2 separate regions of the Homo sapiens genome follow, and region 2 is linked to region 1. Evidence: read pairs that join two places in POLR2A ChIA-PET (ENCODE). Cell type or tissue: GM12878. All regions are shown on one strand. Links, peaks and the distances in the headings refer to the core of each region. The heading gives the core; the rest is flanking DNA.

Region 1 (2,912 bases), core at 169-2,668:
CCAGCCTCTGGGACTCCAGCACGGACTCCCTTGGCTGCCTGCCTCCCTGACTCTCTCAGAGGCTGCCCATCCCTTGCAGCTCCTTGCGGGGCTGCCTTCCTGGGGGGTCAGCCAGATCTCAGCATGCTGAGTTGTCTGTCCCCTTGGCCTGGACATGGCCCAGCTCCGCAGGGTGATATCTGGTGGGCAGTCTGCCCCAAACCTCAGCCCTCCATCTCCCCCTCACCCCTTGATTCTCCCATCCCAGCCGCAGGCCTGCTTCTCTGCCTCTAGGCTCCTGGACACATAGGGTCTTGGCTTTGGGTGGCCACCCAGGGTCCCAGCTTCAGTCTTAGCTCTCAGAGCCTTAACCTCAGCTGAACTTCCCTGGTAAGCGAGCCCTGTGGCTCTAGGACCACTTGGGGCTGGCCAAAGCATGGTGGGGAGGAGGATGACTCAATGGCAGCCTGATTCAGGAAAGCCCCTCACCAGCCCTCGCCAGTCTGCACCCAGAGGATCCATTTCACGTGTCCTCCAAATCCTGGCTGATCCTGTTTCATTCTCTTGCTGGACACCCTTTCTGGGGCCCAGGAGTGCTGGGACACAGACATGGTCCCCATCACCAGAGAATCCTAGAACTCTCAGTGGAAGAAACCCCAAAGGTAACTGGTCCAGTCTCCTGCATTTGGATGGACTAGACAGAAATTCATGCTCAGAGCACCTAGGCACAGAGAGGGTGAGTAACTTCCCCAGGGTCACACAGTAAAGGAATGATCAGCTGCTCCTGAGCCACCTACCTGAACTCTCCTTTCTCCGCCTGGATGATTTCTTCTCTGTCTCATTGGCAGTGCTCCCAAGCACCCCGTAGTCATCGCCTGGGCCTCCTGTGGTGTCCACCAGGCCCAGGCTGCTGGTCCCCATTTCCTTGGAACCCCCTGCCGGGCCTGAGTTGGGCCTGCGCCGGGCGTCTGAGACAGGGAAGTGCCAGTTGGGGGACTGTGGGAAAGCGGGGTGCTGCTCAGTGAAGATGTGCTCCTCCTGGGGCAGGCTGTGTGGGGTGGCTGCCAGGCAGGAGGCTGAGAAGTCAGGGTACGCTGCCGTCGCTGTCGCCAGGAAGTCTGGTTTCTGGTGGAAGGAGAACGGGGTGGGCGGGTAGTGGGGTAGCCCTGAGGCCCCATTGCCTTCCGAGTGGGGGTTTCGAAGGCAGCCCCAGACAGGGGCTGGGGGCTGGAGGCTCCTCATGCAGCTGCTGGCCGCGGGATCCATCTGCTGTCCGCTGCACGCCTCGGTCCTTTCAAAGATTTGATTCTTTATACTTTTTATGTTCAAATTTTTAAAAATGCAAAAGAAAAAAAACTAAATAGGAGGGAAAAATGTTCAACAGAAAATTTACCCCAGGAACCAAAAAAAAAAAAAAACCCAAAACTAAAGTCTCTCCTTAAAGTACACACACATGTGGCCAGCTACTCCTATGTGTGTGCACACACCTATGTCGGGCTTGCTCCTGCCCCTCCAATGCACCAGCCTACCTACTGGGATCCCCTGTATGTGTATTTGTCGCCAATGACACTAAACATTTTCACTGTCCCAACCCAGACGCACCAGCTGACGAGGAGTTCGTCCTGGAGCCCAGAGCAAATGCCTGCAGAGGGCTGGACCAGGGCTGCTGGGACACACTTTTAAATCCTGCGGTGGGGAGAGAGTGACAAATTTCTGAAGTGAAATGTGAGAGAGGAGAGGGAGGGGTTAACCCACACACACAAGATCCCCTCCAACCAAAACCCTAGCAGGCAACTATTAATCATCAGAAACCTTATATGCACATCTAATGGGATTTGCAGATGGAGACTTTTAAAGAAACATTGTCTGTATTTTTTTTTTAAGGAAAGAGAGCAGCACACACACACATACACACACACCGTCTTTAATGTGCCTCCTGTAACACTATGAAGTTATTTTTATTGCACTGTTAACAAAATTCCCCAAGTCTTGGATTTAGAAAAAGCCTTAAGTCAGATCCAGAATCCATCAAATGCCAAATTCCAGGGAGTGAAGTGAGGAATAAGAGCAAGAGACAAGCTTGGTGATTGCATTTGATTTAAAGGCCCTTCTACTGCTGCCTGCGAAAAAGGAAGGTGGATTAAAAGAAATCTTTTTTGCAAGTCTCAGCGGCCCACTGTGGTCTGCAGTACAAAGAAAGGCACACTCTAGAAAAAAAGAATTTCTCTCTGCCCAGAGTGACATTCTCACTTTCTCAGTAACTTAAAAAAACAATCAGATTCTTCCTTCCGCTCTTTAACCTCCAACATACATGCCAATTAGCCACACTCTTCTCTAGAGAGGTTTCAAGTCATTTTTCTTCACAGCAATGGCAAGGCTCTTAAATAAGGTCCTTGAAGTTTCTTCGGGTCTCCTCCCACCTGCTCCCTGCCCCCTTCACCTCCACCCACCTGCTTCCCTTTCTCATCCCCCAGAGGCGGAGGCTTCCGAGGAATTTGGGGTAGGGAAATAGGAATCAGGGGCTCCTCATTCCCCAAAGGAGCCTCTTTGGCAAGCAGGCACGTGGGTCTCCGGGCTGGTGCACATCACAGGGCAGCCAGCCCAAGTGCCATCTTGATGCCCAGTCTTCCTCATGGCTGCGCCCTGCTGGTCTCTCAGAGGGTTAATGCAATTTCTTGGAGGACGACATTCCTAACACCCAGGGGCCAGAACTCCTTCCCCACTGGTTATTCCCATGGCCCAGAGCAGCAGGATGGGGGCAGAAACAGGCATGGACCTTAACAGCAGCGTCTCTGCTGGCTGCTTCCAAAGACGGCGAGGGTTCCCTGAGGAGGGGCCCCTAGGTCTTAGCTCTGCAGCCTGGAGGTGGGGCCCTGGGGGGTGGGTGCAGGAGATGCTCCTAGGAGGAGCCGAAGGGCACCCAGGGATGTGGA
Region 2 (2,912 bases), core at 171-2,670, 1.7 Mb after region 1:
ATTAGCCATCAAGGAAATGTAAATTAAAACCATAATGAAATATCATTTCACACCTACTAGGATGGCTGAGATTAAAAAGACCAAAACAGGCAATAACAATTGTTGGCAAGGATGTGGGGGAGAAAACATGATGATAGGAATATAGAACAGTGCAACTGCTTTGGGAAACAGACTGGCAGCTCCTCAAAAGGTTAAGCACAGAGTTGTATGATCCAGCAATTCCGCTCCAAGTTAGGTACCTACCCAAGATAACTACAAATATACAGACACAAGAACGCTTGCATGTGAATGTTCATAGCAGTATTATTCATAATAGCCAAAGAAGGTGGAAACAACCCAAATGCCCATCAACTGATGAATGGATGAATAACATGTGATATATCTATACAAGGCTATTATTTTAGTCTTGCAAAGGAATGAAGTTTTGATGCATGCTATGACCTGGGTTAACCTTGAAAACAGCATGCTGAGTGAAAGAAGTCAGGCACAAAAGGCCATGTACTGTATAATCCCATTTATTTGAAATGTTCAGAAGGAGTAAAAATCCATAGAGATGTAAAGTAGATTAATGATTGCTTAGGATTAAAATGAGGGTTGGGGAAGTGGGGGATGACTGCTAACCGGTATGGGGTTTCATTTTCAGGTGATAAAAATGTTCTAAAACTGATTGTAGCAATGGTTGCCCAACTCTGTGAATATACTAAAAATCATTAAATTGTACACCTTATTATTTTATTTTTGATTTAATTTTAATTTTTTGTGGGGGAGATCTTGTTTTATTGCCCAAGTTGGAGTGCAGTGGGGTGATCATGACTCACTGCAGCTTCAACCTCCTAGGCTCAAGCAATTCTCCCACCTCAGTCTCCCAAGTAGCTGGGACTACAGGCATGTGCCACCACACCAGGCTAATGTTTTAAATGGTTTTTTTTTTTGAGATAGAGTCTCGCTCTGTCGCCCAGCCTGGAGTGCAGTGGCACAATCTCGGCTCACTGCAACCTCCGCCTCCTGGGTTCAAGCGATTCTCCTGCCTCACCTTCCCGAGTAGCTGGGACTACAGGTGCCCCCCACCACGCCCAGCTCATTTTTGTATTTTTAGTAGAGATGGGGTTTCACCATATTGGCCAGGCTGGTCTTGAACTCCTGAGCTCAAGTGATCCACCCACCTCGGCCTCCCAAAGTGCTGGGATTACAGGCATGAGCCACCATGCCCAGCCGAATTGTACACTGTAGATGGGTGAATTGTATGGTATGTGAATTATAATCTCAATAAAACTGTAAGAAAAGAAACCTAGGGATGGAACTCCAGTTGCACCCCCTGACCAATAAGGCTCATCAGCCTCCTCACACCCAGGAGGAGACCAAGCATGACTCATTACCTCCACCTCTCGCTTCCTCTTCCCTCCTCAGTGTGTTTCCCCTTGGCTTCCCCATCCCACACGTGACCACACTTATCCACAGAACAAAGGAATCCTGGCCACTAACCTTAGGCTGGTGCTCAGCGTGGGTCCTCCATCTTCTAGGGTGATGCGTCTGGCTAATTTTCAAGATCTCATTCACCCCAACAAGCATTTACTTAGAACCTATGTTCTTAAAAGCACTTGAAGCAAATAAGTACAGCCATTGCCCTCAATTGCTTTCAGCCTAGTAGGAGCGATAAGATCTATCACTGAAGATTCAGTTGACCAGTTGACGTAAGAGCAAACCCCAAATAGCAATGGCTTAAATGAGATAGAACTTATTTCACTTACACAAAATAGAAGCCTGGAAGTAGGTAGTCCTGGGCTGGTTCTGTATTTCCTTGGCATCACTGGGTATTCAGGCTCTTTATGTCTCTCTGTGTCGTCCTAGCATGTGATTTTCCTGGGCCGAGATGGCTGTTGAAGTGGGTTGAAGAATGAATGGGGGCTGGGCATGGTGGCTCACGCCTGTAATCCCAGCACTTTGGGAGACCAAGGTGGGCAGATCACGAGGTCAGGAGTTTGACACCAGCCTGGCCAACATGGTGAAACCCCATCTCTACTAAAAACAAACAAACAAACAAACAAACAAAAATTTAGCCAGGGGTGGTGGCGCGCACCTGTAGTCCCAGCTACTCAGGAGGCTGAGGCAGGAGAACTGCTTGAACCTGGGAGGCAGAGGTTGCAGTGAACTGAGATCATGCCACTGCACTGCAGCCTGGGAGACAGAGTAATAAATAAATAAATAAATAATGATAATAATGAATGGAAATTGAGGCAGAGGGAGCAAAGCAATGGCACAGTAGTTGCATGTGCACATGCGTCAGGAGAGGAATTTTAAAAGATGGAAGATAGTAGAGGCAAATGAAATCTTTTTTTTTTTTTTTTTTGACGGGGTTTCACTCTATCACCCAGGCTGGAGTGCAGTGGTGCAATCTCAGCTCACTGAAACCTCCGCCTCCCAGGCTCAAGCAATTCTCCTGCCTCAGCTTCCCAGGTAACTGGGATTACAGGCGTGCTTCACCACGCCCGGCTCATTTTTATTTATTTTTTATTTTTTTGTATTTTTTAGTAGAGACAAGGTTTCACCATGTTGGCCAAGCTGGTCTGGAACTCCTGAGCTGAAATAATCCACCCGCCTCGGCCTCCCAAAGTGCTGGGATTACAGGCATGATCCACCACGCCCAGCTGAAAGGATCTAATTCAGAGACAGAGGCTGGTGATGGCAGAGGAGGGAGAATGTCTTACGAGTCCAATCAGTTATTAAGGAGGTGAGAGGAGACAGCGTCTACTGCACTTGTGGAGCAAATGGCCTTGGAGAGGAGCAGGGATACGCTTCCAATTGTCACAAGGAGGAGAGCATGGCACTGATGGAGAGGTGGGAAGGAAAGGACATTCCTGAGGAGGGACAGGTTCTGTTTTTTAAATAAAGGTGGCCTTCCTGCTTTCCCTCCT

The links. Peaks named below come from ENCODE experiments on the same cell type or tissue, not always from the same donor. Only the 100,000 strongest peaks of a DNase experiment are listed, where the experiment ranks them.
Region 2: POLR2A ChIA-PET joins it to region 1 with 11 read pairs; 1 of 35 experiments calls an interaction of 5 or more read pairs at or near these places.

What each region holds. Positions count from the first base shown.
Region 1 is chr17:43,660,290-43,663,201 of GRCh38, forward strand. MEOX1 (mesenchyme homeobox 1) reads right to left here and starts at 1,633. Exons shown (of 3, transcript NM_004527.4): 1 at 777-1,633. The coding sequence starts at 1,245. RefSeq lists an enhancer at 386-927. In GM12878, for the core only: no CTCF peak of the experiment used is centred there; DNase peaks (open chromatin) are centred at 1,642 and 2,242; H3K4me3 peaks cover 1,870 bases; H3K27ac peaks cover 2,191 bases.
Region 2 is chr17:45,351,819-45,354,730 of GRCh38, forward strand. No RefSeq gene overlaps it. Among named protein-coding and RNA genes, the nearest start is that of MAP3K14, 36 kb to the left of the region's middle. In GM12878, for the core only: no CTCF peak of the experiment used is centred there; a DNase peak (open chromatin) is centred at 1,423.